Regions from separate parts of the Mus musculus genome. Here regions 2 and 3 are each linked to region 1. A link is a loop called in an ENCODE intact Hi-C map of the cell type or tissue named here. Cell type or tissue: left cerebral cortex. All regions are shown on one strand.

Region 1 (8,000 bases):
AGGGTCTGCAGAGCCGCATTCAAATAAATATGTATAGGAAAGCATTCATATGTTAATGTATTAAGAGCTCTCACTGTGGAGCAGAGGAATAGCACAAAACTTCATTGTTTAAAATGAGTCCAAATTCACAAACATAAACAAAGGATGAAATATTAAAATATAATTCTCCTTTTTGATAATCAATGTATCAAATAGAAATGCATCCGCTCACCCCGAATAAGAAATTTATGAAAGTAAATGAAAAGCAACAGTGAACCTAGGAGTAAGTACAGGTTCTGTGGTGACTGTTCCTTAAGTTCCCCAAACAAGCTTTCTTTAAGATGTTCCTGCATGTTGACTCATGGCCTCCTTAGTAAAAATGTACCTGACAAATAAATTTAGATACACACACACACACACACACACACACACACACACACACACACACACAGGTTTGGTTCCCAGCACCCATGCGGTGGCTCACAACTGTCTGCAACTCCAGTTCCAGGAGATTCCATGCTCTGCTGTCACCTTCTCAGGAAGTTCTGGAGACTCACATGGTATACATATGTACACATAGGCAAATGTCAATTTAAACGCAATAAATTTAAATAAACGAATTGTCAAATATCAAATATCATGACAGTGTTTTCTCATAAGGAATAAAAGTTTCAAAACAAATAGCAATTCTATGACTTAAAAATCTTCATAGAATTGTGTGATGATTTAGAAAAATCATTTTTGGAAAATTATATATATATAATATGGAGAATATATATATATATATATATATATATATATATATATATATGGAGAGAAGTCTACTATACATGCATGGTAGGTAATGGTGCATATGTGTGTGTATGTGTATATATATATATATATATATATATATATATATATATATAGTGTGAGAGAGAGAGAGAGAGAGAGAGAGAGAGAGAGACAGTAATGGCATTCTTCATGAATGCCTCACTATCACAGAAAACCATGACAATGGTCCTTGGCAGAAGTGAGTTTTCCATATCTCTGTGCCTGTAACGTTGTCTCTTTCTTCTTCAGTTTTCAAAGAAAGAACTATACACATTGTAGCTCCTGAAGAGAAAACAGAAACTTTAGAGGTTAAAAATTCCTTTCCTCAAACAACAGTGATCCCAACTTCATGATCTGTTTGAAGTGTGAATAGGCACTAGATGTAACTGCCTTACCGCTGCCATTCCTTGGTTTACTTCCTGTTGCTAATTTCAAGGCAACAGTAACTTCTTCTTTCCTTGAATCAGACACAAACCTAAACTCCAAATAAACAAATCTGCTTGAGTGTAGATTCCTTTGGCCCCACTGACCTGCAGCTTAAGGACTTACAGGTTTCTTCTCACCAGACTGTTTAAATGCCTTACCTTTTTTTTTTTTTTTTTTTTTGTATAATTACCAATCATTTCATGTATCACAAGCACAGCTACGGCAATCCAGACTTGCACACGCTGCTGCTGAGGAGGGTTTGTGGTCCATTGCTCTTCCTTCCAAGGGAACACAGGCTGCTAGGAGCAAACGCCGATGATGCTGGTGTGCGTTTTGTGGTCCTCAAGGTTTTGCTTTTGCTTTCCTTTTTTTTTTTTTTTTTTTTTCTATTTTGTTTTTATTGTGGACTCACATCCACCTTTCTTATGGGAAGAATAACAAATTAGGGAAGACTAGAAAAAATATCTGTCTCTGATATCATGATAAAAAATGGTATCTGCTATGAAGAAGTAAGAGCCCTAAGAGAGCTGTGTGGATGATCTCAAGTGTTGAGTTCCTTTTCAAGCATCCTTAAACCTGTCTTAAGGACCTACACTCATGACAGCCTGTATTTTAGCAGAAACACTTCTTCAACCAATGTCTGCTCCAGGTTTGGTTTTTATACATTTACTGATCATTAAGAAAAACAGGTTTTGTGAAATTTTTTTTTAAAGAAGTAGTTTCAGTTGTACCACGCCAAACAGATGTCGATGTGTGTTTTTCTTCTTTTCTTCTTCAGTAGAAAGTAGGTTTAGATTTATTGTAAAGTTCATCTCCATGTCTACCGAGTGATGTGTTTTGCATATTTTATAAAATCCAGTGTTTAATGCTAAGACAAGAAAACTACCTTTGAAAGATGTTGACACACATTTATGGAGATCTGTAGAGGGATTCGGGGTAGGGATGGAGTTCTTCTGTTGCTCATCCAGTTTTCTGGTACAGGTTTGTTTGGTGTACTGTAAAGGCCTCGGTATTTTGTGGGACGGACTGTGGGCTGTGCTCTCTCAAAATCACTCTAGGGGTCATGCTGACCTATGAGAGGAGCAGTTAGCTCAGGAGAAAGAAAACTTGACAACTACAAACAGCATTTTGAAAAGAACAACAAAACAAAACCTTCACTCCAAAGAGTACACTCCAAAGTCAACAAAGCCTCCTTACTCTGCAATTACCCTTAAAAAACAAAAACAAAAAAACGAAACGGAAAAAAAAAAAAACCCACCTCACTCATCTGACGTTCAGAAACGCAGAGTGAGCCTGAGTCTATTAAATCTTGCTGCTGGGATGCTTACAGGCGATGGGGGGAGCTCACAACCGCCTGTGCTCTGAAAAAGAAACCCGAGAAGTGAAGGTAGGAGGGGGCTGAAGCCTTTTGGCAAACGCACTGCTAAGTTTGTCCCTTGGTCTTGAGATCACGAACAATAAAGGTGTGGCAAGTTACATGAACTTTTCCACCTCTGTACTTGGATCTTATTTTTGTGTATGAATACTACACCAAGAGATAAGCTGTATCTGGAAGCTCAAGATTAGAGTTAGAGATGCTGAGTCCGGTGGCAGACACCGTCGTTCACCAACATGCCCACCTGCAGCCACCAGGACCTCCAGCTCCTACGCTGGCCCATAATTTGGGATTAAATACGTGGGAATCTTGATTGCCAGTTGTTTAGAGGGAGCCAGGTAGGAGTGGATGGGATGCTGGGGGCTTATCATTTATTTATTGCCACTGTCTGGATTGTTGATGGTAGTGGCAAGCACATCCCTGCACTAGCAAGGCAAGTGTGACACCTTGAGGACAGGGAAGGGGGTGCCAGGAGTCCAGGGCGGCTACAAGAGTTGCCAGGGCTGGGTAGGGGGAGAGACAATTTGTTCCAATCCTTTGACCAGCTGCTTAGTATGGTTGGAGCAGGGCTTTCCAGGGTTGGGTTCGGTTGACAAGTGAAGTTTTGCATTTCTCCTGGGCTACACCAAGCCCTGATCTGTGTATGCCAAACACCCAAGACCTCCGGGTCTGTCCTGACCACCACTTAGCTGAGTGACAAGCAGACATATGGCGAGCCACCCTGCTTGCTGACTGACCTGGAGAGATGCTCCCGGGTGGCGCGTTGAGGTGTTTGTGGGTCCTTTATACCCGCTCCTAGGGAGGTGCGTGGGATGCGCATCCATTCGGGCAGACCCAGGATGGGTGGGGGCGGTCCTCCAGGCTGCTCTTTGGCCACCTTGGGAACGCAACTTTTCCGGGGGTATAGGTGGGGAGAGCATCAGTGCCTGGTGGGCGAGGCTGTCGTCCTGGGCACCCCGCCCCCTCCTGGGCTGCCCCTCCCCCGCGCCCCTGCTCTGGCTCTCCAGCATCCTCACTCCGCCCAGTTCTGTGCCAGCTGCGTGGGCTCTGGTTTCGTGCGGGTTTTTTTCCCCCTTGGAATGCTCCAAAAAACTCGGTAGCGACTACGGAAACCCCATCGGAACTGACCAGCTGCGCTAGCACCAGGCACAGCACTGGTGCTGCGCGCTCGCCGAGCCCACCTCGGTCACTTCAACCACCAGATTGCAACTTTGCGGGTAAGAGAGGGTGCAGGCTCCGCGCTCCAGACGCGGGCCTCACATCTGGGATACTGATTAAGTTTCCTAAGCCGACTGGGAAGCAGGCTCCCTGCTAGGAGGCGGGTATCCCTGGGGGCTTACGCGAGTCACCAGGGTGCAGCAGCTTTTTAAGGTTCTTCTTCTTTTTAAAAAGGTTGCTTTTTTAAGGTTCGGGGAAAGATTTTCGCGAAGCTTTCTTTGGATGACCTGGGATAAGGGGGAGTTTGGGGGTGCTTCCAGGCTCTCTCTGTATCGCGTTGTGAGGCAGGGGTGAGGACGAAGAGCGAACCCCCGGTGTGATTTACATGGTAAACAAAGGATCAGCCCTTATCCCCGCGGTGCTGGGGAGCTCGGTGCTTGTGTACAACCTCCCGTGCGCGTTTGGACGTTTGGAGAGGATGGAAATGACATGGTCCTTGGGCACGTAAGGTGAGCTCTATGACTCTCCAACGAGCTGAGGGCACGAAGGGAGGACAGCGACCGCTGTTCAGTGGGTTCATTCCCCTCTGCGTCATTTTCCTCTGTCAAGCAGCAAAAGCACTTTTAAGCTTGTGGTTGGACCAGGTTTGGGGGTTCCTAGTTCGCTTGGCAACTGAGATTCCAGCTGAACCAGTGACTCTGCTTGCTACTTGAGTAGATAGCTTGAATCCATGGCGCAACTTGTTGTTTCCAGCTGCGAACTGCCTTTTGTGACTCCAGAGAGAGACAGAGAAAGATAGAGACATGAGGGTGGAGGTGAGCTGGGCAGAGGGACCAAAGACCATGTGTCCAGTGTTCTCCAGCCACTGTGGTGTATCCCTGCCCACTGCGGTTTTTCCCAGGGGAGCATTATCATTAAATACCGCTGGCTGCTATAAAAGGTTATCAAGTTACTTACGGAGGGAGTAAGCTACTAAGCCAAACGAGTGGGAAGAGAGAGAAAACGCTGTCACTGTGCCTTTAAAATGAAATCTTCGAACAGATTTGTAAAACTGTGATAAAATAAACCACCGAGGTTCATAGGCTCGCTGGCTTTTCTCTCGTAGTCATCACAATGCAAAGTACTTAAAAATTCTTTAGGAAGAATAAAAGATTTAGCAGAGGATTTTTTTTTAAAGACTCAGACACCGAGAGTAGGAGTTGGCGGTTATGTTAACGGTGTTACGATTTGCTATTTAAAGTTATATTTGTAACGCCTACTTCTGTTCATCTGGACAGTAAACCAGGAAACATCCAGCTCTTAAGAGAAACAAAGTAGTAAGATATAGGGGTAATCCTGTCCGAAACTCAGAATTAGGATCAAAATTGAATTTAACGTGGGTAAAGTGAATGAAGGTCTTTACAATCTCTGCAAATCAATGCTGTGGTTAACCAGGATCAATCAGTCAGCCCGGGCAAGGTAAATGGGCATCAAAGGATATATGAATAACTTGGATTAAAAAGGGTAGCAAGGAGAGGGAGGGAGAGTGCATGTGCACGGTTTCAGAGAAAGACTGCAAGGAGCAGCTTTGCCTTGCCTGAACTTTGATCTGAATCTTTACACTGACTGGTGGGAGGAGGAGGAAGGATAGACTTAAGCCAAGAAAGGCAAAGGGGCCAAAAACCTACAGGTTGGTGAAAGAGAGACATCAGAGTTGCCCATGGTCCTCTGAGGGGATATATCACGAGGAAAAGATTTGCAAGTGTGAACTTAGAAAAGTTTATCAGTGTGATCTGGAAGGAGCATTCATCAGAAGCATCAGGTATCAAAGCTGGACAGGAAACAAACATCTCTTAGCTGAAGCTGCCACGCATTGATAGCTTTTGTAAGAATCTCTGATCTTAAGAAATGAAGCACATCTCAGTTTTCTTCTTTTCAGTCATTCTCAGAGATATGAGAGGGACTAGATTTATAAGGCTTCCATGTTTTAAATAATCTTATATTATTCATATTTGTGTTGCATTTATTTCTAGACAGCCAAGATGAAAAGAGCCGACGGGATGTGTAAAGTGGCTGTTTCAAAGAACCAAACAGTCTCGGGATAGATAGCTTTTCACAGAGTAGAACCTGAATCAGTTCATATTTTATAGAGGCTTGGAACCATGAAAACTGTCCGCCTATCCTTTCTGTTTAGTGGACCTTTGAAGGTCATTCTTGTTTAGTGTATGTGCTTCAAACTCCAAGAACCGCATCTAACCAAAGAGCTAAAAACCTGTCTGGTTAAGCATCCACACCCAGAGGACAGAAACGCATCATGGTTCATAACCTATTGTGTCATTTCATGCTATAATGGATATATAAGGCCAATGGGCTGTTTTTCAGTGCTCTGTGATCCTGTCTACTGGTATTTGCCTGAAGTACATGGCACTAAAACCTGACTTGCAGTAACTGGCCTTAAAAATCATTGTTCCTGAACTGAAGATGATAAGCAGAAACTACACACACACACACATGTTGCATTTTGATACCATCATTTTTTATGATACAAAATAATAAACCTTTCTGCTCATCCAGGCATCCTCTTACTATATTTTAAACCCGAGTCAATGAAGAGCTACAGTCTCTGTAATAGTCTCTGCTTGTTATTTCTCTGATTAAAATAAAACCTCCAAGTATGCTTTTGGATATATTCTGCTCTTATTCCCACATGCTTATCTCCAGAATAACATGCCAATTCAATGAAAAGATTAACATGAAGTCCCTTTGCTACATAATGGCTATACCCTGGCAACGATAAAGATAAGCATCCATGTGTTCAATAATAAAACTTATAAACAACAGAGAAATCAGAGGTTATTTATATGAAGGTGGACGTGCAAGAATGACAGAGCAGTCACCGGGACCACAAAACAGGGCTGAATATTTTCTTTTTTAAAAAAAAATTTTTTTTAAACAAGCTGGATGAACGGAGGGAGAATAGCAGCAGGCTGTTATATTTTCTTCTAAAATCATCAGTGCCAGACAGTGATGAGATCAGATTACAATGCGCATCTTGACTTCCTAAATTCGTTGTCTGGGCTAATTAGAACCTGGCCTCACTGACTTATTTAATACCCATAAAATGCCATGAGCTTTCATTACAATGACTCTTACTAACACTGAAGTTGAGAGGACACACAGTGAAGCCCGTGGCTGTGCTCTGTTCATCTCATGTTCCATAAACCTTCAGTTTAACCCAACTGTACTTGGATATTTATTTCCATCATGTTACGGAATTATTGGCTTTACGGTGGCTTTAGTCTCCCCAAGTTTTCCGTTTCTCATCCTTTCCCATGCACAACTTTACCCTTTCCAGAGAGAGAGTTGAGAGTATGTATATGCACACACACACACACACACACACACACACACATGTATGTATGTGTATATCTATCTATCTATCTATCTACACACACACACACACACACACACACACACACACACACACACACACATATATATATATATATATATATATATATATATATATATATATATAAAACCACAGACAGAAACAACATGGCTGTGTTTTCAAAATGAGCACAAACTTATACCTGATCATTGAGAACTTTCACACAACAACCATCACAACACCAAATAACTGAGGGACAGAGAGATCAATTTAGGGAGAGGAAAAGGTCATCTAGAAAATCAAAAGGTATTGAACGTATATTAATTTAAAATTATCTTATTTCATGAATTATTTAGAAAATTCAATGAAGTAGTTAAACCTTTTAAATAGCTCTGTGATGGTTCTGAAAGTTTGGTTTAAGTAGTTAGGCAGGACTGCAGTTGGACTATTTGATTATTGTAGCCAAACACTACACAGTATTCCTTCCAACATTAGCTTGTGCATAACACACTGGTGTCACTGGGTGATGACTTCCTAAGATACAACAGAATATATATGGGCACAGCTTTATGCCCCAAACATTTAAGATGAATTTAGATACAAATATAAAAGTATGCCTTTACCTAGCACAAAGCATCTTCTTTGAGGAGTAGTAAAATTAATGATAGGCATTAATTAAGTACTGCCTGAAGCCTGCTCTCCCCCTCCTAAAGTATGTTGGAGAAGCTACCCTGAGTAATGCTTTGAGCCAGTAACAGGGAGGGTGAAGTGTACAGAACCTAGAGGACAAAAGAGTTGAAGAAGGGCGGGGCCTATACTTCTGGGCACCTGTGCCAGGAGTTCATTATCTTCCTTTCCGTTTTGAATTTGGACTGTGAT
Region 2 (8,000 bases), 290 kb before region 1:
ACGCAGCTTGGGTTTGCACACAGCACAGGGGCTGAGGAGGAAGAAATGAACTGAGGGATCTGCTTTATGCCATGCAGGTGACTAACACTGCCATGAAATCAGAAAGGATCCCAAATCACACTCTGCTGCCACTGGCCCAGATCGCCCTACACTTCCAAGTGCTGCGCCGTGAGACGCTTCATAAACAATTCTGATAATTCCAGGGAGGAAACTCTCATTTCTTAAAAACATGGTGGCACACACCTTTAATCCCAGCACTCGGGAGGCTGAGACAGGCGGATTTTTGAGTTCGAGGCCAGCCTGGGCTACAAAGTGAGTTCCAGGATAGCCGGGGCTATACAGAGAAACCCTATCTCGAAAAACCAAACAAACAAACAAAAAACCAGAAAATACCAACATGTTTTTAAAACATTTTTCAAAACAAATTTTTATCAAAAGTACACATACATACTTAGCCTACCCAATTCAAGTGGATATAATAATTAGCTCTTAGAAAAAAACCTGATGCATTCACTACCAAAAAAACTCTACACTTCTCATCTGCTGCGTTAAACAGACGTGTCAGCTTATTCAACTTGTTTTCTAACTAGAAGATAGATTAACTTTTCCTACGCTTGTGACATCTTTACCATGAGCCCAGTAATGAACCATAGGAAAATGAGGAGGGAGGGGAAGGGCGCAGCGCATGTAAATACACAAGAGACAAAAGCCAGAAACATGCTAACTGCATCCATAAGCTACTGTTAGAACCCACACTTACTTCTTCTGCTGCAAACTTTAGCACTGCTGTGAACGGCGTACTTTCAGGAACACTGAGACTGCAACAAGAAAAGAAGAATTTCACACAGTTCATTTCATTGCAGATAGGGAACATTTGTTTGGGGCTGTGAAGGGTGTCTGTTTTCAAGGCAGCATTTGTGCACTGACGTTGAAAAAACACTAGAAAAGCAGAGTCCAGGCAAGGAACCACAGCTCTGTGCAAAAACCAACACCCTGCAAGCAGAGCTCCACCTTCTCTTTCTTTTCATGTTTCCATGTGTTTAGGCTTATTGTATGTTATGTGTATATGTGCCTGCTTCTGTGTGTACACATGTGTAGAGGGGCTGATAGAAGCCAGAAGAGGGCATCAGATCCTTAGGAACTGGAGTCATTGCCAGTTGTGAGCTAGGAATGTGGGTGCTAGGAATTGAACCTGGGTCCTCTGCAAAAGTAGCTGTGCTCTTAACAAACCATCTCACCTGGCTGGTGAGATGGCTCAGCGGGTAAGAACACTGACTGCTCTTCCAAAGGTCTTGAGTTCAAATCCCAGCAACCACATGGTGGCTCACAACCATCTGTAATGAGATCTGACATCCTCTTCTAGTTTGTGAAGACAAATGTTATAGACTTCCATATAATAAACCACCAAGCCATGGCTCCACCCAGGTTGGTAAAAGTGCAGACCATGGGCAGACAGACACTTAGATGAACCCTCTCTCTCTCTTCTTAAAGACACTGTGTCTTTAAGACGCTAGCCTCCAACCCAGAGAATTAGCTTGCCTTTGCCTCACAAATGCTGGGATTATAGGTGTGCTAGTATGCCCAGGAGGAGATCTGTCAGCAAGGCCAACTTTTCTATAGCCTTGGTCTATTTTATTGCTTCTCGTCTAACGTTTTAAAATAAAAATGTTAAAGGCAGTGTTAATTAAGTACAAAAACCAGACACCTCTCTAGCAGAGAAAACGTTTCTATTTGTCAACACATAAAACATCGATGTCATATAACATTTGTAGGGCTAAGCCTGGATTTCTCTTCTCAGAAGCGCAGATGAATTTTTTGTGCTAGCATTTTTCCTTCCAAATGTTAATTAATAACCTAATCCTCAGTAGAACAAAGCAGGAAGACTGTAGAAAGGGGCTTTCCCAACAGTAGCTATGTGCTTTCTTGTAAAGGCATGGGAGATGTTTACGGGCATTCCATAAAAGTGAGAGGCGTCCCCTCTGATTTCTTTTGAATGGTGGGAAAAGGAGCTGTGGAAATTTTGAAATAAGACAAAAATACTTTCTGTGGATAGGAAAATGAGAAAATTTAGGGGAGCACAGTCGAGTGCCAGTTATGAGGGTTTCACATAAAACTCATCAGCACTATTGTAATTTCTTCAGGAACAGAGTTAAGTGCAGAGAACATAAATTTGGTTTTTCACCAAGCAAAATATTCCAAGCTATCAGAGAGGTGGCTATCAGATTCCTGGGAGTTAGCAAAGAAACGATCTTTAAAAAAAAAAAACAAAAAACAACAAAAAAAACCTAGACTACAGACTTTCGTCTGCACACGAAATGAGTGGGTATGGCACTAGGGAGGCAAAAGTGACAGAAAACTTTTAACTTTTATTGTTGAAGGCACACTGCGGTACATCATCCAGAGGAAGAGAATACAGCCATCTGAAGACAACCGTTTAGAATGAGCCCTTACGGGAGAGACGAGGGATACGTAGACCATTTTAGACATGGAAAGATAAGGGAACCACAGGCCACGAGGCTGAATGGATCACGGGTGGGAAACTTCAGAAAACGATGACAGCTGCTCTCAGCTCAGTTAGCTGGGCCTTGGTGCCACCAAACCCGTCATGAATGAAATCTATGGAAACCCTGGTCTGTCGCAGGTTAGCATAGGTCTTCCAGCTGCAGGAACTCAAAAGGGGTCAACTTAAAAATCATACTAAGATGGAGCTGGGTAACCTGTGTTAGCCATCAACTGAACTGCTGAAGCACAAGGAAGGGCCCAACAAGGACACAAGGTCCTACACCCCCATTTCCCAATCCCGCTAAGCACTTTTTATAAAGATCCAAGTGTGTGTGACTGGGAGTTCAGCACCTAGGCACCCAGTCGTTGTGTTTATACACAACAAAGCAAAAAAACTGAAGTTAAGAGTGTTCGGGTCGGACCTGTCAAAAGTCCAGACTTGGGAAGTCCTCCCTAACTTCCGGTAACAGCTGGTCCAGGTAAAGACCTTTAAATCAAGTAAACGGGTTCCATCCTCGTCCAACCTTCTTCCCGTTGCACCTGCCCACCCAGAGCGTTGCGAGGGGCCACTGGCTTTCAGCAGAAATGCCGCACCCTTCCTCCTGTCCCCCTCTGTCCCGCCAGGCCCGGCCAGCTCCAGCCCTGCCTGTCACTCACACTTTGTACGGCAGCCGCGGGTCCGACGTCAACGTGATTTTAAAGGACACCTTCGACCTGCCGGAGAGAACGAGAAGGCGTTACGGTCGGGACCGGCCACGGGGTTAAGGCCGGGACACAGGGACGGATACTTACATGGTGGAACCGCCTGACACACACCGCGCCCAGCCGCCCGCCGCGCTTCCTTGATGGCCGGCAGCGGGGGCCTTCGCGGCCCACGTCGCCCTCCAGCGCGGCTATCCACACAGCGCCTGAAAATTGTGTCGGAGCTCACAGGCTACAGAAGGCCGATAGCCCACAGTTAGACATTTCATTCTGAGTGTGTCTGTATCAAGTTGAAGTGTAAATGGTAGAGAGAGGATATGTTTCTACTTTTGGTAGTTCACTGACACATTTTTAGTCAGGCAATATAAGGGATGTCAAACAGAGCGGCCGCTAGGTCCCCACTGGCTGGTTACGGCGGAAGTAGGGACTGAGTCGAAGCCGGACGTGGCGGCGGAACTGGGGCCGGGACTCAAGGTCCGGGCGGATGAGGAAGCGTTGCGGAGTTGCTAAGCAACCTAGCAGCCGGCACAGATAGATACTAGAGAAGCTGGACTCAGTTGCTTTAACTAACAACGTTCTTTGATCTTTCTAGCATTTCTGATAATACGATTTCCATCCGTATTAACCTTATAGTTTTCTTCACATACTTCACACTTCACTACAGACTTTTTAATAATTTCAAAAGAAAGTTATCACGATAGAATTATGCTGAGATTCCTGTTAGGGCCCAGAAGAAAAAATTGTATCCTAGCACTAGCAGGTTTTGGAGGGAAAAAAAAATCATTACTATATCCCGTTGTTCTTGATGTGTCCAAATAGACTTTAACTCTAATGCAAGGTTGCCAATCAGGTACATTTGTTCAGCTGACCAATGAACCTTGTGTACAGCAGGCACTAAACTAAAGGCTGAGCTCACTGTGTACACCAGACATAACCAAAGGCTGTGATCCCAAGCAATCAGGCATAAGTCCTTTAGCATCTGTCAGTCGGTTGGATTTCTATCGTGAGAGGGGAAAGCTGTCTTTCATCTTTATCACAATGTAAACGCCAAGATAAGCATTCCATCTCACAATAACTATACCTTTAAAAAATATATACTGCAGTAAGTTGATGAAGCCAGAAATAGGCACTGAACCAAGAGGAGACCCAGTCAAACTTTAGAATGACAGGTGGATTCTTCATGAGAAATCCTGATAGATTAGAAGCTCCCTTAAGAACATTGGAACTACATCTCATCTTTCCTGTAATGTTTTCTATAATGGTCTATAATGTTTTCTCCCAAAGGTGAGAATTCTGGTGCTGACTGTAAGTAGCACTCCAATATTCTCCTGCTGTATGCCATGTAGTGAATCCAAGAGACATATACTGACTTGTAGATATGGATATCAAGGCCTGTATCTTCTAACAGCTAAAACTACATAGTTAATGTGTATGACTAAAGTCTTGTCTCTGAAGACAAAATTACCTGTCTACCCGTGCCATCTATTGAAATAACACAAAGTTAGAATACAAATTTTGGTTTGTTTCTAAGAATACACATATATTTTAAATAAAATTTGTATCTGCTCAAGTATGGAACTATGTGACACAACGCTGAAAAGGACACCATAAGTCTTGGATGGAAAGTCGTCCTGGCAGTCCAGAGCCAAGGAATACCACAAAGTCACACTACACAACACACTTCACCCGGGAGATTCATTGGGAGGGGAGAACCCAGGAGGGTGGCTGCCTCTGCTAGGATGAGAAACAGACAAGCAGCAGAAAACCCGGCAAAACATGGGGTTGGTATAGCGTTTCCTGAGGGGTGAGATGGGGACAGAGATTTCCGGGGTGGCCTGGGATTGGAGGAAATACATGGTCTGATCTTTGGGCGAGCTCAGGAATTGGTGGAGGGTTTTTGTTTGTTTGTTTGTTTGTTTTCCCTTGTAGTAGGGCTCCTAGCTATTCTTCCTCAGCGTTGGGATTGGCAGCTAAGCCCAGTAGGGAAGTGTAGGTGCCAGGCCTGCCCCATCTCTGGGGAAAGGGCTTAAGAAGAAGTCTGTGAGCATGGCAGGGACAGCCCTCCTGCCACTCAAGTGGGCATGAATAGTCAACAAACTTACTTTGTTCAGAGTTTCTGTTATATGTACACAACACAGTGACTACAAGATTCAACCCCAAATGGTATGCAACTTCAATAGTCAGATGCTAAGGCTACTCCAGAAATACCGTACTGCATCAAAATAAAATCGAAGGCTCCTAAGACACACCTGAGACTGGAATGTTACAGGCAACTTTAGAACAGATTTTGGGAGGGGCATATATGAGCTTCCTTCCAAGTGGCTCCACCTCTCCCCTAACCAAACCAAGCTGCTGATTTAAGTCCCCTAAGTTATGTATGTGTCAGTTGTTTCTTGTGCTATACCCCATGTTTGATAGTCTATAGTCTGGGCCTCAGTTTCTCGCTTGGTCTACTTGCCCTCTTTCCTCTTCTCTTTTCTTCTTCCTCTCTTGACTCTCCCCACCTCTTTCATGACCAGGCTCAGTCTAGACACATCCAGATGCCTCTAGCTGAACTCTCCCTTATATCTACAATAAACTCCTTGTCTTCAACAATACCTAGGTGTGGTCATGTCTTCATTTCCACTCAATTATCAAAAGATAGTGGGAAGCACCTATTTGTGGCTGTTTAGAATACTCTTTTCCATTTTAATTCCTCCACTGCCACCACATGTTTGTGTCCTCAAGAATGGCCATCTCTAGTGCCCTGAGAGTTTCCCCTTGGTTCTAGAAAGAACACTATAGAGTCATATACATTCAATGTTTTGTGTTTTAAAAAAGTTTATCAAGTCATTTTCAATTGGCAAATTTTATAACAAAAGGATCCTCTAATTTGCTGAAAATATTAAATCCTAAAGTATCTTTAATAACAAACATAAGCAGACTTTTAATAGCTACTTGGAAACCACAGTGTTTTAAGACACCAGGCAGCATAAATGGACTAATGTATTCTGGAAGACACCCAATTAGTGTCACAGAGAGCCATAAATGACTGCAGAACTAAAGTGTGTGGCCACACTATATCTCATTAAAGTACAATGAAATGCAGCAATCTTGTACTTCTAAAAGCATAGAAAATTATCCTTATTAAAAAAGAAGTAAGGACCAGTGGTGTAGCTGTCTTGGACATAGATATGAAGCATGAGGCTCTGGCTTCTGTGTGTGACCCCAGCACACACAACAAGAACAATGACAACAACATCAAACACGGAGGCGGGATGAAATTAAGTTCACATTGCTAAATAGAAGATAATAGTGTGTATATATATACACACACATACATATGTGCTATAGTGAAACCTTGGCCCCAGCTTTCATGATAAAGCTTCCATTAAAACAAACCAAAACAAAACAAGAACTACCAGAAAATGGGAAGTGACTAACAGCCATGACAGCCATGGCACCTAAAGCAGGGAACTCTTGGGATAGACGATCCCATCTGCAGGTCAGCTCTTCTGCTGTGTCAAAATGGTAAATACCCGTAGTGGTTAGTATGTTGCTCTTAACAGACTATCAGGAGGGTCCAATGTTCTCTGCATTGGGGATTTCTTAGTTTAAGAGGCCACAGCATCCTTTGAACTCCTTTATCGAAAGAGTCCTGGATCCTGACAATTCAAGAATGTTCTCATTCAAGTCAACTTTCTTGTCCAGAGTTTCTCAGCATATCTGAGGCTTTTAGGTCATTAATTCTTCATACTCTATGTTCTTTCCCCTCAATAATCCACTAAAACTCATTTGATTAGAATAATAACTCAAATCTCATCAAGACCTGTCCTTCTATCAGTTATGCAAATTACTTCACATAAGTAAGATCACAAAATACAGACTTTAACTGTGACTGGCCTTGGCTATAAGTTACAATTGTGAGACTCTTATGTTAGATTCACAACACCTGCCCTGACCACCAAGCACTCTACTGAGAATTTGTCTGAGCACAAAATAGTCTTCCAGGCACCAGGATCTCTTACTGAGAAAGATAGAACATCAAAAAGGATATTGTCGGCCACATGTCCTGCTCCCTACTCACTTCCCTGATTCTTGCCTAAGATTCAGGGAGACTGTTTGAAGGATTATGATGTTGACAAGCTTGGGGTTAAGATAGATTCCCTGGAAGGCAGATAAATAGGAGAAAGGGACCATGACTAGACAATAAAGATGGCAAATTTCCAAGATGGCTGGCTTCTTCCTCCCCTCCTGACCTGAAACGAAAGCAAGGCAGGTTAAAACAAAGGCCTTGTGGACTTTTTCTACCTTCAGGTCCCCTGCTGATGCACTGGATCAACAAATCCAAGGCCAGATCAAGACATTTTACACAATATTTGTGGGCCAATCAGCTGTCCTGTCTCTCCTCAAACTGACCAATCCTAAATTACAGGCCCTTTGGAGTCTTAAAACACCCTGTCCTTGCAATGAAACTAGATTTTGGCTTCCCAAATCTCCCCCTTGCTTTATGGAGGGATTTGTGTGTGTGTGTGTGTGTGTGTGTGTGTGTGTGTGTGTGTGTGTGTGTGTGTTTTGCATGCATGCGTTTCTTCACCCCCAATAAAGCCTTTCTTCAACTGCTGATTCTTGTCTACTCCTGTCCGTGGTGTTACGGGATTTTTCCAGTGCCACCTTTCATACTTAAAGGCTTTCCTGCTTTTTCATTCTTTAACTGGCAGAGTGAACACAAACCCTATCAAGAACCTTAGATGGTAACACTGTGTCACCATGCCAGAGAGAGTTATAAACAGGATTATGATGAGATTAAAGATGAC
Region 3 (8,000 bases), 110 kb after region 1:
GGTCATTACATATAATAGGAACCTAATTTTCCTTCTCCATTCCTCCTAGTTTGTTGCTCAGCCCAACTGCCAGCAGCTGCTCGCTTCCCGCTGGTACGATGAGTTCCCAGGCTGGAGGAGAAGACACTGGGCGGTGAAGATGGTGACGTGTTTCATAATAGGACTACTCTTCCCCGTCTTCTCCGTGTGCTACCTGATAGCTCCCAAAAGCCCACTTGGACTGTTCATCAGAAAGCCATTTATCAAGTTTATCTGCCACACAGCCTCCTATCTGACCTTTTTGTTTCTGCTGCTGCTAGCCTCTCAGCACATCGACAGGTCAGACTTGAACAGGCAAGGTCCACCACCAACCATCGTGGAGTGGATGATATTACCGTGGGTCCTGGGTAAATGTGTTACTCTAGAAAATATAATAACGAACGTGTCTCTGCCGTGGAATTTTGTTGCTTAGAAAGAATCTTCACTAATGTTTGGGGCAGAGGGAGAGATTACACACAGGTTCTGCCCATGGTAGCTCTAAGACCTCATCTTTCAAATCAAACAAATGTTTTTCCAATTGTGTTGTGCTTGTTCCCAAATGCAATGCAGGAAAGGTAATTTAGGTTACAGGTTACAAGGAGTTGATGACCCTTTGTCCCATAAGTGACTCAGGGTTTGTGCCTTGCTTGTCTTTTGAATCTTTTGGATGTGTCCCATTGGCCACATATAATCTCTTATTTTTCTCCTGTCCTGGCATCTGATCCCAGAGCCTTTATGGGGGCAAAGAGGTGGTCTCTGTCACTGACTGAACCAGACCTGCACCCCTTAGTTTTCTTATATGCCTTCCACATAGAAGTATGAGTATCTCAAGAACTTCTGATTCTATGTATGTAGTTCATCGATTGTCTTTCTCAGAAAATTCTGTAGCTAGAGAAATAGGAAATTAAACAATAGGAAAAGATTTAACCTCCACTTACCAGAGATAGATAATTATTTTAGAACTGCTACAATCAGAGTAGAAAACCTTATTTATTAACAACTGTGTTTTTGCTTCCTTTCTGTTACTGTAGCTATCCTTAGAATTTGCATTTTAATTATCCTTTACTGTATTCTACTGTGGTTTGCTGAGTAAGCATATTTTTTCAGTTTTACTTGAATTCCCCTTGGTCTCAGATCCAGTTCATTAGAGAACATGACTCATTTCATGATTCCTAATCTCAGGAGATCTGCTTGGGTTAACTTCAAAACTGAGAGGAGTCTAGCATGAGGATCAGCGGGGAGAAAGGTGACCTGCCTTCAGTCCTAGGCCTTAGTATAAGTGGTAGCAAAGAACAGTATAGTGATGTGAAGTTGGTGTTGTAACTATGTTTTATAAATACCATCTCAAGTGAGCTTTAGAGTCAGTCCTGACTAACCTGAAGTACATGCATATATAAAGTAAAAGGGAAATTTAGATCTGTAATTCCTCAAAGAAACATTACGGCAAGGAAGTTGATAGCAAGATGAAATTATCACTGTCAGTCAAAGTATCTCACATAAGGGACATATTTTATGTTAATTTTCTTCAGAGAGAAACTTTCTGGAGTAACTCTTACTAAAGCATTTAAAAGGCCGTATGTTATGCACTGACAACTCACACTACATGTCTGAAAGCCCTGACATCCCAAATGGAACGTGCAGCTTTTTTAGGAAAACCTTCCAGGTGCGGCATGCTGTGAGCATAAATAGTATTGCTCGCCTTCATGCCATCAGTGAGTATACTGAATACCTTCAAAGAGTCAAGACTGGGACCATTACATAGCAAGCAAAAGGCCTTTGGGCTGATGGACTTTAAATCTCACTGGAGGGAGTAGGTAGTGAATTAATGATCAGAATTGCAGAAAATGGTAAATATTATAAAAAATAAAAACATCTAATTTTGAAGTTAAAACCACCTTTGATTACCTGCTATGTATTAAACTTGTAGCAGAATATTCCTTGACAAGTGGATGAAAGAAATGATGTCAGAGACACTAGGTAATTCGTGTGTAGTCTTAAATGTATTATAATTCCAAAAAGCTGAAGTATTTGCTAGAGGTAACATTTTCAGGATAATATAACCAGAGGGGTAAAATTGATCCAAAAGCTTTTAGAGTGAAAAGATGTATTTTAAAAGATAAAAGAGTATGTGAGTGATTATCAACAGGGCACGTGATACGTGTTTATGTATCAGGTAGATCTCTCAAGAGAGTTATATTGGTGAATCTTGAGAGCCTCCTTGCTAAGGCTGAGTTTGCGGGGCTTTAGAGGACCCAGAATTGCAAGGGCTGTGAGCACTTACTGGCATGCTATGGATATACTTTACTATGGACTTAAAACATAGGCAGTCACAAACCCTCAGGGCTTTTGGTACCTTCATCAATAAAGGAAAAGGCTTTTCACTGAATGACACTTGATCCCCCATTGAGTCTACAGAGCTGCCCTCCTTAGGGAGAGAGAATTGTTGTTCTCAAAAGGGAACAGAAGATGGCATTAGGACAGGAGTGCTGAGAGCTTTTTATGAACATGTGATCTAGATTAAAGGGGTGTGGTCTGATTTGGTGGCTGCATCAGTGAAACATTCATATCTTTTTGCCCAAGGCTGATAGGTGATGAAGTAAGACATCTTTAGTTTCATTTCCTGTGTGGTTCTAGATGTTTAACAATAAAGTAGAATGACGTGGAGCTGGAGAGATGACTCCATGATTGAGAGAGCACTGGCTACTCCTGCAGCGGTCCATGGTTCTGCCCAGCACCAACCTAGCTGCTCAGCTCACAACCATCTGTAACTCCAGTTCTAAGGGGGGTAGGCTCTTCTGGACAATGCAGGATACATACATACATACATACATACATACATACATACATACATGTGTGTGTGTGCAATTAAACATATGGAGGCAAACACTTAATGCACATAAAATATAATTAAAGAAAAGAAAGGATTCCTTGGGAATACTAGTTTTCAGACCTTCCCAAAAACCAGTTTGAGTTTTTCTTCAGGATCCATTATAACTAAATTATAATAGGTAAAAAATATTCCATAGTTTTTCATATAGCACAAAAGTAAACACACACATGTACATATACATATGCGTATATACACTTATATAATCAACTTAGCAAAAGCTTGCAAAATTAATAACATATCTTTTTCATAAAAGTAGCACTTCAGTAAAGGCTGTCATATATTAAATACTGCCTTGCTCCCGAGAGAAGGTAAAATGGCTGCTGAAGTGATTGGCGTTAAGTCATGCCTAAGAATATGCCACAGTCAGACAGCATGCAAATCTGTGCTCTGTGAGCACAACGAGAAGGGTGAAGTGAGGAGATGATGGAGCAGAGAACAGAATCTCAGCTTGGTTAAAAATAGCGCCTGGAGAATTGCTAGCCACAAAGCAAGACGTGCCCATAATATCCACATTACCCAGCTTGCCTGGATCGCAGGCTGCTTTAGCAATTTTTCTTTAGCAACATTGGCTTCTCATTTCCCTCATTTACTGTATATTATATAAGTTAAAACATTGAAGTTAAGAAGTCTGAAAATGTTCAACTAAGTCTGCCAAACAGGTAACATGGATTTCATAATGTTGATCTTATTTTCATCTTGACACTCATAGGAACCAACAAACATCTTCCTGGGACCAATATATATATATGTGTGTGTGTGTGTGTGTGTGTGTGTGTGTGTGTGTGTGTATAATTTTTATTCTTGTGATATATATTTGTGTGTGTGTATATATATATATATTATATATTATGTATATATAAAATTTTAGTCTGGTGACCATTTTTGTTTTCCCCATTTTTAGGGGGTGCTACAGAGTAAACTCAGAGTCTCCTGCATGTTAAACATGTGTTCTACCCCTGAGTCATACATCAGTGCTCCCTTTTACAAATCATCACTAAGATCATGTGTCTTCAATGACTCATAATCTCAGCCTTACTTCTAAAGCACCTAGCCTCTTGATCAGCTCGAAATGGTGTTACAATGATAAGAAACTAGCATATAGCTTTCTTCCACTCCTCCCCAGGTCACAATGCTCAACAGATGAGCTATAGTCATGTAAAGATCCAAACACAGTGGCAAAAGAGCCACTTGGTATTTTAAAGAACTATTGTAATATCAAGCAAGCAAGCAAACAAACAAAAACTAGACAACCATTACAGCATGACACATTTTTCTTATTTTCCTGTTTATCTCTATGTGCTGGTGGGACTATTTAAAAGCTACTTGTATACAGTTATACCCAGTAAACTATCAGGATACACAATATTTAGAAATATTTAAATTGTTGTCTGTTCACCTGCTGATTTGCAGTAACTGAATTCTTTACTGGGGAAAAATGACCCCTGTCAGGTTATGACAGCACATGTCAAATTTAACACCCAAAGACTGATCCCTAGAGACCTTCTGAGAATATTGGTACCTAGTGTAGATGGGAAGGGGACACATACTGAAAAGCAAACTAGACATCAAAACATAAAAAAGGTTAAATGGTTGGATGGTGCTTAAATTGGTTTTCCTTAGTTAGAAATCACTATAATAAATGTAGTTGCATGACATTGATGCTAAAGAGGCTGAAAATTTCAATGCACATTCTGCTGCGGATGTCACAGCAACTCTACTCCATCTGGCTATATTAAACCGAGGGAATGGCTTGTTTTCCAGAGAGGAGACAGGGTTCGGAAGTTGGATTCCTTGTCCAGAATCAAAGGGCCAGCAGGTGCTTGTTAATACAACAAATCCCAGAGCCTCCAAAGAAAGAACCGTGTTTCTCTATGAGACACTGCGCCAGAAATGAGAGAGATAGGATTTCAGGAAGCAGGAAGTTTCTAGAACACCATCTCTGCACACATGTGCACCACTCCCTGCCTCCTCGCACCTTTCCACAGGTACAATGCGACTGAGCAGTGCATGTAGTTTATTAGAGGTGCAACACACTCCAGGATGCACACTGGTCAGGAATAACAAGCATCACATTTTACACACTAAATCCTCCGCACCACCCCACAGCTCTGCTGCCGTCCTCTCCCTCATCGCTCCCACTGGCTTAGAACAAAATAAGCAATGTCTTGGAGGAAGGAAAGGAGGGAGGGAGGAAAGATGGAAGGAGAGAAGGAAGGGAGGGGAGGATGGAGAAGGAAGAGAGATGAAAGGGAGAAAGAAAATGAGAGCAAGGAGAGGAGGGAGGGAGGGAGGGAGGGAGGGAGGGAGGGAGGGAGGGAGGGAGGGAGGGAGGGAGGGAGGGAGAGGAAATACCTGTAAACATGCTTACTTTCTAGTTTGGAAGAATCAGTTTCTGGGGCATACAGTTAAGTTCCCTCAACTGTAAGAACATTCTTAATATTTAAGCCTCTGTTGAGAGATACGCACATGTGAAGGGTGTTTCGGTCAATTGTTTTTTTAAAGAGAATTCATTTTAAGTGGAATGTGGTAATCTTTATAGTGAAAATACACACATTTGAAAAGTGTACACTATGCAGCTTCTACTGGTCCTTGACAAGGCAGCTGGAGCGAAGAAACCTTTGTTGTTTTCCCATCAATTTAAATATTCGGCTGTAATTTCCATAGAAGCGTTGAAATGAAAGGAGATCCTATGAAAAATGCTATCTCTCAAACTTTTTAATTAATTATTAAATAATTATATTTAGGTACGAACTACCAGAACCAAGTTGTATATTCTTACCTGACATGGCACCTCTTCTTCCCAAACTGAAACTGTGGGCGTCCTTATTTTTGTTTTCCTAAATTTTTATCTCTAATGCTAAAATAGTGGACAAACTCACGGCGACTCAAGGGTTTTTCAAATGTCTTCAAATGCAGAGTAATTGTCCCCATTTGCATTACATCAGCCTCTCTTGATGGTCTGCTGACTCCAGTCAGAAGCGCTGTGAATTATTTTCAGTAAATTGAGATTTTAAGTTGTCCTCTTGCTTAGTTGATTCAGAAATTGCAGAGGTACTTGAACACACTCAAGAAAGAGAAACAATTATGGAAAAAAAGATCTCATACCAGACTCCGTTCTCATATGACAATTATGAAACACTACTCCCCAGAATCTAGATGCAAAGTAGGCTTCCTTTTTCCAGACACTCTACTCAGCCCACCTAAATTAGAGAGCCTGACTATTTTTGAATGAGATCACTCTTAGATATAGGCTTCCTGAAACATTAAGTTATTAAGATGTAAGACCAGCTTGTTTTCTTGTTAACATTTTCCTAAATATGTGAGAATTGCATACAGTGTGTTTTCTTCAGATTCTCTTCTATGCCTTGCACTACTCCTCTCAGCTTCACCCCCATCTCCCCATAGATCCATCCCCACCTCCCAAACTCACAACTTTGTATCTTCTTATTTTAACAAGCCATCTAGTCCCATTTGGGCAGACCATGTACTCCTCCTGGCATGGATCCATCCACTAGAACGTGGCCAACCTACCAGGAGCCACATCCTTCATAAAAAATTGACTTTATCCCCTCCCAGAGCCATCAAGTATTCCTAGCTCTCTAGTTAGGGGATGGGGCTCTTGCTCTACCCTCCTTATACTAGAGTGCTGATAGGATTGGTCTCGTGCAAGTCTTGTGCAGACAACCACAGCTGCCATGAGTTTGTGAGCACAGAAGTCCTGTCATGTCCAAAAGACACTGTTTTCTCTGGTTAGGATGGTCTTTCCTCCCCCTTTCTATTGTGGTCCCTGAGCCTTAGGAAGAGGAATGGTGAGGATGCCCTAAATTATGGCTAACAACTCCACTGGTATTCTGTGCGCTTTGAGCAATTTGTGACTTTCTGTGTAAACCACTATACAACGGTGATTCTCTGATAAGATCTAAGAGCATCACCAGTGTGTCGGTATAGAGATATGGATTTGGGGGTCAGATTGATATTGTGTCCAATTATCAGAATAACAGTAGTAGTAGATCCTCAGAACAGTAGCAGATCCACCCTCGGGGCCTGTGAACTCCCAAGTCTGGTTTACAGTACAGGTTTGGGTTTCCTCCAGTAGAGTGGGCCTTCTATTCAAGCAGCAAAGGACTGGGTCTATTTTAAAATTTTTAAACTTATAAGCACTTTAAAGATTTTTCTCTTCTTAATGAAAGACTGGCCCATGACCTGAAAGACCTGGATATGTTCATCTACATTATGTCTCACGCGTTGACTCCAGCCCCAGGGTACACAGATCTCTGCTTTTCTCCATTCCTGCTGCCTTAGGGAAGACAGCTGACAGACAGCAGAAGTTGGGTCTTCATTAACCAACCAGCACCCAGGCCAAAGCTCTTCCCAGATGTCCTGCTTTCTGGGAATCACTAAGTATCCGTGTCAGGAATGAATATGGTGACATTCCTGGGATGTGCTGCACTATTGTGCCCAAGCACTAGAAAGTTCTCAGGATCAGATTCAGCTCTGTCTAAAACCTTACAGTCCCTCAACCACTGTGTACCCTGCAGTTAGTTAGTCTCTGTGGTCTTCTACGATCCTCACAAGTCTTGAGTTTGGCAAGAAGAGTCATGCACAGCTTTTCCTGCACCATGCATGGACTTAACAAACAGACACACAGAACGGTAAGCGTTCAGGCTGCCAGCAGCTGCCCCATTGACAAACTGCCTGGTTTTCCCTTTTCCATGTTGAACCAGACCAAGGGAGAGGTATACCAGTTAGCTGTTGAGAAGATGCCTTCACAGGGAGTGTGGACTACTAGTTTCTTCTTGCTGTATAATCCTCAGGCTTCAGGGCTTTTCTTGGCATCCCCTCATTTGAATTAAGGAAGCATTGAGGGGTAGTCACTCTCATCCCTCTCTGATATTTAACTCCTCCATAAAGGAGCAAAAACTGTAGTCAGAACAATGTGGCTTTCTTATTATCTCCTCTTCCAGTGTTTCTCTTTGTGGAGTGTGGCAAGGGAGGACCAAGTGTGGGATAGCAGAAAGTATCCTCAGATCGGTCAGCAGCCTACCAACAGGAGGTCATCTATAGCTTCCTGCAAACTGCCTTCAGAAAGGGA

What was found. Hi-C counts contacts between places; a loop is a spot of excess contacts. Peaks named below come from ENCODE experiments on the same cell type or tissue, not always from the same donor. Only the 100,000 strongest peaks of a DNase experiment are listed, where the experiment ranks them.
Region 2: it touches region 1 in a loop (5-fold over the local background); 7 of 42 quality-filtered maps call a loop at or near these places.
Region 3: it touches region 1 in a loop (2.8-fold over the local background); 2 of 42 quality-filtered maps call a loop at or near these places.

What each region holds. Positions count from the first base shown.
Region 1 is chr3:54,152,450-54,160,449 of GRCm38, forward strand. It overlaps Trpc4 (transient receptor potential cation channel, subfamily C, member 4), which reads left to right and starts at 3,608. Exons shown (of 11, transcript NM_016984.3): 1 at 3,608-3,810. In left cerebral cortex, CTCF peaks have their summits at 2,518 and 3,048; DNase peaks (open chromatin) are centred at 2,598, 3,034, 3,348, 3,634 and 5 more places; H3K4me3 peaks cover 3,818 bases; H3K27ac peaks cover 2,473 bases.
Region 2 is chr3:53,860,455-53,868,454 of GRCm38, forward strand. It overlaps Ufm1 (ubiquitin-fold modifier 1), which reads right to left and starts at 3,353. Exons shown (of 6, transcript NM_026435.5): 1 at 3,295-3,353; 2 at 3,160-3,216; 3 at 761-818. The coding sequence starts at 3,296. In left cerebral cortex, a CTCF peak has its summit at 3,421; DNase peaks (open chromatin) are centred at 3,387 and 3,643; H3K4me3 peaks cover 1,714 bases; H3K27ac peaks cover 1,053 bases.
Region 3 is chr3:54,266,035-54,274,034 of GRCm38, forward strand. It overlaps Trpc4 (transient receptor potential cation channel, subfamily C, member 4), which reads left to right. Exons shown (of 11, transcript NM_016984.3): 4 at 50-386. Among named protein-coding and RNA genes, the nearest start is that of Gm31095, 91 kb to the right of the region's middle. In left cerebral cortex, no CTCF peak of the experiment used is centred here; DNase peaks (open chromatin) are centred at 3,367, 3,949, 4,627, 4,934 and 1 more place; H3K27ac peaks cover 380 bases.